2 separate regions of the Homo sapiens genome follow, and region 2 is linked to region 1. Evidence: chromatin loops called from intact Hi-C (ENCODE). Cell type or tissue: PC-3. All regions are shown on one strand. Each heading gives the region's core, and the rest is flanking DNA. Links, peaks and the distances in the headings are about the cores only.

Region 1 (5,385 bases), core at 203-5,202:
CAGAGGGTGATATGGTTTGGCAGTGTCCCCACACAAATTGCATCTTGAATTGTAATAATCCCCATGTGTCAAGGGAAGGGCCAGGTGGAGATAATTGAATCATGAGGGTGGTTTCCCCATACTGTTCTCATAGTAGTGAATAAGTCTCAAGAGGTCTGATGGTTTTATAAATGGGAGTTCCCCTGCAAAAGCTCTCTTGCCTGCCACCATGTAAGACGTGACTTTGTTCCTCCTTCACCTTCCACCATGATTGTGAGGACTCCCCAGCCATGTGGAACTGTGAGTCCATTAAATCTCTTTTTCTTTATAAATTACCCAGTCTTGGATATGTCTGTATTAGCAGCATGAGAACAGACTAATACAGAGGGATAATTCAGTCCCAAACAGTCTCTCAGAGGGTCCTCAGCAGGATAGAGTCCCTGGTGCCCCATGTAGTAACCCAATCATCAACATATCCTTTATTGGCTTTCTTGCCTTTGTATGTCACTTTCCTACTCCCTTACTGTGCTTCCTGGAATCACCTCCCAAATAGGATACTTCTATCTAAATCTTTGTCTTGGGGTCTGTTTTGTTGGAGTGGGGCAAACTAAGATAATAGTTAATAACATTTTAAATGGTCTCCTTGATGCTCTCTATTTTTAAGTAATCTGATTATAATGTCATTATTTTATGTAATGTGGTTGGTGCTGAGCTACAACTAGGGTAAGAGAATTGGCAGTGCTGCCATTTTCTTCTGATTTTGTAAGCTTGAATGAATAGTAGTATGTTGATCTATGGTTTCTTTGCAAGAATTTTTTTTTTTTTTTTTTTTTGAGACGGAGTCTCGCTCAGTCGCCCAGGCTGGAGTGCAGTGGCACGATCTCGGCTCACTGCAAGCTCCGCCTCCCGGGTTCACGCCATTCTCCTGCCTCAGCCTCCCAAGTAGGTGGGACTACAGGCGCCCGCCACTACGCCCGGCTAATTTTTTTTGTATTTTTAGTAGAGACGGGGTTTCACCGTGTTAACCAGGATGGTCTTGACCTCCTGACCTCGTGATCCGCCTGTCTCGGCCTCCCAAAGACGTAGCCACCGCGCCCGGCCAAGGACTTTTTAAAGTTACATACCTATTGTGAGAGGGTTTTTAGTTACAACTGGCTAATATACTTTGTAATGCTACCTCACCAGGAACATGTAAACTGCAATACTTTGCAATACACTGAAAGAAGTGATCACATGAGGGCTCCGCTGTCAACCCTTCTCAGTGTGGAACATTCCATCCTTCCCCAGAATACCTCTAAAAGCACATGGGACATATGACCTGCTCATATAGACAGAGGAAGCTCACTGGTAGCAATCTATATATTAAATGGTAGTCAAACTGAATCTATCTATCTATCTATCTAATCATTCTAACATTTGCTCTGTGTACCCCAGTATATTATCTCATTCACCCTTGGTGTATGATCACTCCACTTTGGAGGCCACTGCTCTAGAGAATCTAAGGCCATATCTAAGCAACCAAAGCCAAGTGGACGACTGAGGCCAATAAAGAGCTCACAGAGAATCACTTACAACTGGAGGTTGAGGGTTTGTGGTAGGATGGGCAGTATTTCCGTGAATTGATGTCCTTGAGTCCTTGAGGTCTTTGGTGTCTGAAGGAAGAAAGAGGAATTAGATGCATTAAGTGTGGAGGTAGAGAAGGCTGGAGAAATTAGAAGTGAGGACAAGAAAGGAGAAGGCAAGATTTTTGTTCTTGCCTGGTTTCATGGCATGGTTTTGATCCCCAGTGGAAAAAGATATTGAGCTCTAACATGGAAGGAGACATTCTATGAGATACTCTGGTGAGACTGAATACAAGTATTTTTGTCTTGGGGGCTGGGATGACAAAGAATATCACACAGTAGAGAATAGAGACAATCTCTGAACTGTTGTCCAAAACAGAATGCTGTCTGCTACTGCATCATGGACTATTTAGAGAGCATGGCAAGAGAATGTACTTGGTGGGGAAGCTGGAATTCTCACCATCAGCAGCAGCACTGGGAAGAGGCTTTCACTGTACTTCTGAGCAGATAACACTGACGAGGGGAAGCCTATTCAGGAAGAGAAGGAAATTTTGATAATGGATGTGTGGGACCTGTAGCTGCCATACTGATTCATGAGCTCCCTGTGAATTCCTGCTGGGGATATCCAGGAATACTCAATTGGGAAAGGGGGGACTTTTCCAGAAAACTGGTGACCCTGAATAAGTAAATAGAGTTAAAAGCCAGGAAGTTTGGATTAATTTGATTTCACTCATATCCCCAAGAAAACATTTGGGTTACAAATAATAATTTGGGTTCTTCTACTATCAAATAAGTAAATGATTATTTAATATCAAGTAATCATTCCTCCACTTTGGCACTAAAGAGCTGGCCACATTGCAGATAAAAAATTACAATGACACTTTAACCTGTTCACTTCTTATAGGGCCGTATTTGGTACAAGGAAGTACTCTAAAGCACCAGTTGATGATATGATATACAGGAACAAATAAGGAGGTGAACTAATAATGATAGTGCTTCTTCTAAGCAGGTTTGCAAGGGCAGACTTGCTTCTTGCTCTCCTGAGTTGCAGAATTATAGATGTTAGAGCCTTCCCTGTACGTGCATCACTCCCTTTGGTGAATCATTTGTACATCACATGAATGATATTTTGTGGACATGACCCTTAGATTCTTGCACATTGAGTAATAATTTATACTAACAATTTATTGCTCCCATAATTTAGAAACCTGATCATTCCCACCCAAATCCTTGGCATCTCACCTCCTCAAACAGTCATGATTTAATAGCTCAGCTGTGAGGTGAGATCTCAAATTACCAAAGCATCATAACTTTTACTATGAATATCATGAGACATGCAAAAGGAAGCTAAGACCACTGAAACCAGTTACACCTCAGGCAGAAGCATAAGCTAACTGCAAGACAGACACCTGTGGAAGCTTGATTCACATTTTCAGGATGCTGGGAAACCATTTAATGTGTTGGACAAATTTGGGGCATGGGGGAGATGGCAACCCAATGTCTTGAAAATGTTAACAGACTTTCCAAAGATATCGTAATCTATTCCCAGAGAGTAGTTTCCCATGTCTCAACATAACAAATAACCACAGTCCAATCAACAAAACGCATAGACCTTTTGGACTGGGTAGCAAAGCAGATATTTTCATCCAGGACGCTATCTGCAGTTTGGCCTCACTTGGGACAGTTTTCCTGAAGGGTTGTTTTCCTGGGTGGGAAGAGGTATCTTGTTTTGAGTTTTTTAAAAAAGATGTTTCCTTAAAAATTTTAAATCCATTTCATATATTTTTTTCAGGGTCAAATTTTAAAAATCAAATGAAAGACTCAAACACATTTAATCAGAAAGTGGTCAGCTTTTATCTGAAATCCTGTATATACTATTGAGAGCAAATGTTTAACTTAGGTGGAAGTGAAACATGGGCAAATGAAACTTAGAGAAATGCGACTTATTCGAAATTGTTGTAGATAAATTCTAGAAGTCAGAAGCTTAAAAAAAGACATAAATAATGGTTTCACAAACTTATCCAAATGCCAATAATAATTTAATATTCTTCTTCTAAGAGCAAGCACTCCACTTGCTAATTATTATCTCAAAATGAATTCATGAACATTAATTAAGTCCCATCCAGGCAGCATGATTAAGACATAATTAATAACAGACATTTAATACTAGTCGAATTTAGTAAACATTTGCTTCTATTGAAACTTTTTGTTCATTTGCCAGATAAGCAAAAGGTTAACTTCACTGTTGCAGTATATCTTCTAGCAAATGTTGTGTTTGGAGTTTGAAAGCAGTGCTCTGGGAAACAGTGTGCTGTTACCATGGTCTTGGAATGTCATAATCCTGAATTCTGCAACCATCCTGCACTCAAATGCCCTAGCAATTTTGGGCAAGCAACCTAATGCTCCAGATACTCTGGTTTCTAATCCCATCATAAAACAAATATAATAAACCTTCTCAACTTCTTAACACTCTTTCCACCCTTGGCTTCAAGGCCATTCTTCACAGTCTTTCTAATCTCTCCTTTTACTTTGCCCACTCTTGGTGGCATAGCTAATATATTTGACACCTGCAGCAGATCATTTCCAAAAATGTGCTTGCTTTCTATGCCAAACGTATTTTTAGTATTGATCATATAATAATCATAATAATCATTTTCTTGAATTTTTCTCTAGTTGTAAAACAAGAAATTAACAATTAAAATGAAGTTTTGGTCTGGACAAGATGGCTTAGACCTGTTTCTCTCTGCTCCTACCTGCTAAGTACAACTATAAACCTTAGAAAAAACTCAAAAGGCAAACAAAAGAACACTATGAAAGGTGATAAGAGGAAGGTGAGCTGGTTTGGGATTCCAGTACTGAAGGAACAACACAGCAGCAGAGTGTCTTATATCCCCCTACCCAGCAGAAGAAGGCAACCCTGGCCTGGCATTTCCAAGCCCTCAACCTGGCAACACGAGGTAGTGCAGGTAGGCTGATTTCTCCACCAGAATGAATGGCAGTCCTACTGATAATGCCCAGTGAGCCTACAGTGCTGGTAAGAAGGATAGATCAGGAGCCCTGCTAAAAGTAAGCAGCTAAGGCAAATTCTATCTTCCCCTGCAAGACCTGAGACACACCCACTTCTACTGAGAGACACTGGGTGGCAGGCTGGCATTGGCAAGATGGTTCTGCCACACACAATAGGCTGCTTATTCCTAGGAAGCATTCTTTATCCTTATGGGCTAGAGATTCCTTTCTTCCATCTTGAGACACCAGGTGGCCCTGCACTGGGAAACCCTTTTGATCCTTTCAGGCAGCACCACCAGGAACCAGTGGAAGTCCCAGCAGCACCAGCTAAATCAAGCATACCAAGAAGCACTGAAAAGGCTCTGAAAATTAAACTGTCATTGAAACCACAGTCCAAAAAAGTAGATCAGGATCTGTATGCTAAACCTAAACTGGTTTCTTTAAATAGGACCTAGAATCTCCTAAGATAAAAGCAAAAAATGTCCAGGATACAATAAAAAGTCACTCACCATATCAAGAGCCAGGGAAATCACAACTTGAATGAAAAAAGACAATCCAGGCATGGCAACAAAAAGATAAATAGGATGCTAGAATTATCTGACAAGGAATTTAAGGCAAGCATAATAAATAACTTCAAATGAATAACAATGAATTCTTTTTAAATAAGTGAAAAAGTAGAAAAAACCTCAGAAAAGAAATACAAGTTATAAAAAATAATGAAATGAAAATCTTATAAATGAAAAGTATAATACTCCATATTTATTAACTTGCTGGATGGAGTTGATAGTAGAGCAAATATGTCAGCAGATAGAATCAGTGAACTTCAGGATGAATTAAG
Region 2 (5,385 bases), core at 252-5,251, 53 kb before region 1:
TGAGAATTGCTGACATCCAAGTAGTCCTCCCAAAAGACCTCCATCACACCACAGTATTGCCACAGGCTGCTCCTATGGATCATAAGTTGCTTCCCCACTAGACAGTGGCCTGGATACTGCTTGACCACTCCAACAACCATCATTTCATCTTGCACCTGCCGCCTGCAAAACCTTCAAAAGTGGCCATTTTGGCCAGGTGTGGTGGCATATGCCTGTAATCCCAGTGATTTGGGAGGCTGAGGTGGGACAATCACTTTGAGCCCAGGAGTTTGAGGCTACAGCGAGCTATGATCGTACCATTGCACTCCAGCCTGAACAACAGAGAGAGACCCTGTGTCTTAAAAAAAAAAAAAAAAAGTGGCTGTTTTGATCGTATGTGTTGTACACGTAAAATCAATGTGATTGACTTATTCTGGGGAGAACCCGCAAGCACTATCAGATGTTGAACACTGGGAAGAAGTAGAAAATGGTCATTTGGGCACTGAAGACATTTGGGTCTGTTGTTCAAAGCTTACGGCTGCTCTATGGGTTGCTCTTCAGCCGAAACTGGAGGGTATCAGTCACAGGTCCTAAGGCCTTAGCATTATTTTGAGACAGAGAGGAGCTCAGCATTTAAAAGAGACATTTTCTGCCCTGAAACAATCTTTGGGCTCTTCGGTACTGAGTTAAACAGTGTCCCTTTCAAAAGAAATTCATGTCCACCTCGAGCCTCGAAATGTGACCTTATTTGGAAATTGAGTCTTTGCAGATATAATTAGTTAAGATAAGGCCATACTGGATTAGAACAGGCCATAATCCAATGATTGCTGCCCCTATAAGGAGAGGAGAAGATGCAGAGACACACAGAGAAGAAGGTCATGTGATGATGGAGGCAGAGATTGGGGTGATGCATCTACAAGCTAAGGAACTCCAACAATCGCTGGCAAGCATCAGACACCAGGAAGAGGCAAAGAAGGATTCTTCCCTAGAGCCTTCAGAAGGCACATGGCCCTGCTGTCACTTTGATTTCAGACTTCTGGCCTCTGGAACTGTGAGACAATAAATTTCTGTGTTTTAAGCCACCCAGTCTGTAGTCCTTCCTTATGGCAGCCATGGGAAACTGATATATCTTCTTTCACTGTCCACACTCTGTATTATTTGCAAATTCTTCTCTAAGTGAGAAGGGGTCTGTGTAGTGATTCTGAAGCCAGATTACCTGGATTTGTTTGAATCTTGACACTGCCACTTATTAGCTGTGTGACCTTGAGCAACTTACCCCACTGCTCAGTGCCTCAGTTTTCCTGAGCTGTAAAGTGGGCATTAAATGAATTAATAATTTTATGGGCTTAAAACAGTGCCTAGCACATAGGAGGTGCCATTATGTGTTTATGTGAAGGAAAAGTCCATGGGGTTGAAATGGCCATGTGAAAATGGGAATGGTTCCATGGAGGAGGAATTAGGACATGAGCTGGACCTTCAGGAATCGGGTGAGGCCCGTCAAAGGCTGCCCGGGTGGGAGAAACAGGGTGAGCAAAGGCTTGCTGGGGCCATGAGAGAAGGTGGCAGTAAGACTATTAGAGCAGGACTTCCCAACCTTTTCTCCATGGCTACCGACACTGAAACTTATATTTGTACACACATGGAGTCAATGAGGCTGCTTACAGCTGGGCCCCGGGGTTCACTGTGCAAGTTCCTAAGAGGGGAGGCAATACTTTGGCATATTTGTAATTCAACCCCAGCACCTGCAGGGGAGCTCAGGATTTGAGCAGTGCTTCCCCAAGTCAAATACGCATTAAAATGCAGATTCTGGGGTGGCGCCTGAGAGCCTGCATTTCTAACAAGCAGGAAATACTGAGGCTTCTGGTGTAAGGACCACACTTTGGTTTAAAATCTTTGCCACTTGAAGCGTGCTGACCAGCAGCATCAACATCCCCCGGGAGCTTGTTAGAAGCACTGCCTTCTAGGTCCTCCCTGTCCCGAACCTACCGAATCAGAATCTGCATTTTAATTCAGTCCTCAGCTGATGGAGCTGCACATTAACATTTGGGAAGCAATGGATTAGAGGTTTCTGGGTAGCCCAGTTCGCTAACAGTAGGGTCTAGCCATCTAGGTTCTTAGGCCCACCTGCACATTAGATTCTCACAAGGAGCTTTTAAAAATCCTGATGCCCAGCCAAAGCAGCTGAATCAAATCAAAATGTCTGCAACTGGGGCCTTGAGAAATCAGTATTATTTTTTAACCTCTCCAGGGGATTTTAATGTGCATCCAGGGTTGAGAACCACTGGGCTGGGGAAGAACCCCTGAGCAGGGCTAAAGAAACTGAGGCCATCCAGATGCGGCTTAGGTCCTTGATGGGGTTTGGGTCCTTTTTTGTCCCAGTGTAGCATGGCATAGCAGTTAGAGGCATGAGTGGTGGAGCAATGAGGGCTTGCCTGGGTTCAAACACTGCTTTGTGCCACTTGCCAGCTGCATGATGTCAGGTGAGGTACTTAACCGCTCTTTGCCTCTGTTTTTTTCAAACAAGGATGCTAATTGTAACTAACTATTGCATAGGGTGTTTCTGAGGAACAAATAAGGTAAAGTGTAAGGGTGCTCATGACAGTGCTTGGCACATAGTAAGGGCTCTGAGTGTGTTTGTTCCCTTGAATACATGGCTTATTCTTCCTGATGCGAGAATCACAGAAGGTTTCTCACTCTCCTGTCACCCTGCACCATCCTCAGAGCTAGGTTCTTGGGCAGCAATCACACCTCTGATTAGGCGCTCAATAAATGTTTGAGGAATGCATGACTGAATGGTTACAATGCCCCCTTGTGTATTCAGTGGGAAGAAATAACAAAACATACATTTGGTTCTTGATATTAGTATGGGTAGTGTGACCAACTGTTCTGATTGCCCAGGAATGAGGGGTTTCCCTGGACACGGGTGACTTTTGGTGCCAAAACTGCTGAAATACTAGGCAAACTAGGACGAGTTGGTCACCCTAAGTATGGGCATTGGTGACATGTCCATTTCATCAAAATACTGTTTTCAAATAAGCATAAAGAGAGGCACCCGAGGCCAATTCATTTATGTGCACATAGTAATGGCAATGGCAATGGTAATTTGCTTCCTGTCCATGGTGTGTGTGTGTTTGTGTGTTTGTGTATTTATGTGTGTGTGTGCTGCACGTACACCAATAATAATAGCTGGAATGTCGTGACAGTGTGGGTGGCACATTATGTGTTCTGCAGTGATCACTTCACATGCTTAAGAGGGAGCATCAGATGGCCTGACTCACATCCTGGTTATGCCACTTAATAGCTTTGTGACATTGGGCATGTTTCTCCACCTCTCTGTGCTCCAGTTTCTCCATCTGTAAAATGAGATAATAACAGTACTCATCTTTCTGAGTTTTTAAGAGGATTGATGGGTTCATACATGTGAAGCATCAGAATGCTGGATGCTTAATAAAGATCTGACTGATGTTCGAGATGATTATTATTGCTATCATCATTAACACTACCAGTGACCTACATATCTCCTCTGCTTCTCTCCCTTTCTCCCCTCCCAGCCTCTTTCCTTTGCCACGAGCCTTCTGCGCCCTGCCTACTGTTTCTTCTCCCTGCTTTCTCCCTCTCCTGCCAGAGGGGCCACCAACAGTTTCACCCTTCTTTTCAGGGTTGTTCAGGCTGAGCCCCTCACAGGGTCACCCAGTGAGGAGGTTAGGGGACGCTGAAATCCAAGCGCTTCTTCCTAAGTCAGAGCAGATACCCCCAAAAGGTGCCTTTTCCTCATTCACACAAAGACTGGGCAAGCTGTGATGGAAACTCGTGAATGGTCTACAGAAGAACAAGAGTTAGTAACTGTATTTCATATCTTGAGTCTTTTGGATCTCCTAGCTGCCCAGGTCATGCTAACCTCAAACATTATTCATTTCCCTGAAGACCTCTGTACAGATAAAAGATGGAGGCATCATTCCAAGGAGATCAGTGAATAAGATTTGTTCTTGTTTATTAATGCCATTTTCAATATGAAATTGAAACTACCTGACCTAGGAACAGCATGCACAGCTTTTAAGAATTAAACATTTTTTCAACACCCATGATAATAATAATATGAACAGTGCCTATAATGACTTCGTTTTAAAGGATGATGGAAGACTATTTCAAAATATTGCATAATATGTACATAGCCAACAGCTATAGAATGCCTGTTATAGATCACCATCAAACATGAAATTGACTTTATCTTAACTTTGAATTCCAAATTTGAAAAATTTGCACTATTTTTTACTTATAGATAAAATATTTGATACTGGAAAATAATGATGTTTCTTTGCTGACTGGGTAGATAACTAAGGTTTTGTTCCTACCAGAACATGCTCCTCTGCCTTTCTCTGAGATGCCTGCAAGTTCAATGTAGGCCAGGTGAGCAATTCCTACTATGAAGACTGTTATGAGAAGTAAATATCTGTTGCATATTCCACTGCCTTTGTGTCGAGTACAGTCGTCCTTGTAATGAATAGGGTAAAGGAAACTTTGATTAAATAAATAAAAATTTGAAAGATAGACCCTTTGGGGCTAATAAAATGGGATCTTAGAGAAACAAGAGAATTTGCAAACTAAATCACAGACCTATTGACTATCTTCTGAAGTTTTAAAATGGAGAATCATTATTCTGAATTTTGAAAGGGTGAAGAAAGTAGATTTGGCAAACGCAGGATTGAGAGATTAATCAAACCTTGCCAGATTCTGGGACAAGCCAGTTGCTTGTCAGAAACTAGAAAAGAGAGTGCTGAATGCTATTCAGCCCTGGTTTTGCTAAACATAAGGAGGGCAAGACTTTGCTAGTGTGGGAAACATGCAATTCACCCCTCCGTATCTTTTGGCATGTGTGTGTCTCTTACCAAAGGAGTGAAATGTATTCCTCTACTTTTGACTTTGGGTTTGGCTATGTGATCTGTGTTGTCCAATAGAATGAGGGCAGAATTGCCAATGTGTCCATTCTGAGCCTAGGCCTTAAGAGGCCTTCGGTACTTCTCCTTCATGTTCTGTGCCTCTGCCACTGTGATGAGAAGAACCCGTGCCGGCTAGTCGGCTGATCCTAAGAGGAAAACCAGGGGCACATAGAGCAGAGCCTCCACAGCCACTGTACCCTGAAGTGGAGCCACCTAGCTAGGCCCAACCTAGTTGAGCCGACCCACAGATGCAAAGCAAGCCCAGAGGAGATGGGCAGAGACCCTCGTCCACCCTCAGAGACACAAATTGAATCCGTGCTTTATGTCATGTGCCACTGCGGTGTTAAGAATCTGTGCTAAGCAGCACTCATGTTAATATAGAAAATCCATACACCTATATTTCTTCTTTGATTGGTAGACCAGAGTCATGAGATAGGTGGCACTGGATGTGAACTTCAGCACATATGTG

The links. A loop is a pair of places that touch in the nucleus more often than their neighbours do. Peaks named below come from ENCODE experiments on the same cell type or tissue, not always from the same donor. Only the 100,000 strongest peaks of a DNase experiment are listed, where the experiment ranks them.
Region 2: it touches region 1 in a loop (7-fold over the local background); 2 of 110 quality-filtered maps call a loop at or near these places.

Annotation. Positions count from the first base shown.
Region 1 is chrX:17,875,704-17,881,088 of GRCh38, reverse strand. No RefSeq gene overlaps it. Among named protein-coding and RNA genes, the nearest start is that of RAI2, 17 kb to the right of the region's middle. In PC-3, for the core only: a CTCF peak has its summit at 4,720; a DNase peak (open chromatin) is centred at 2,728; H3K27ac peaks cover 1,877 bases.
Region 2 is chrX:17,928,431-17,933,815 of GRCh38, reverse strand. No RefSeq gene overlaps it. Among named protein-coding and RNA genes, the nearest start is that of RAI2, 70 kb to the right of the region's middle. In PC-3, for the core only: a CTCF peak has its summit at 2,786; no DNase peak of the experiment used is centred there.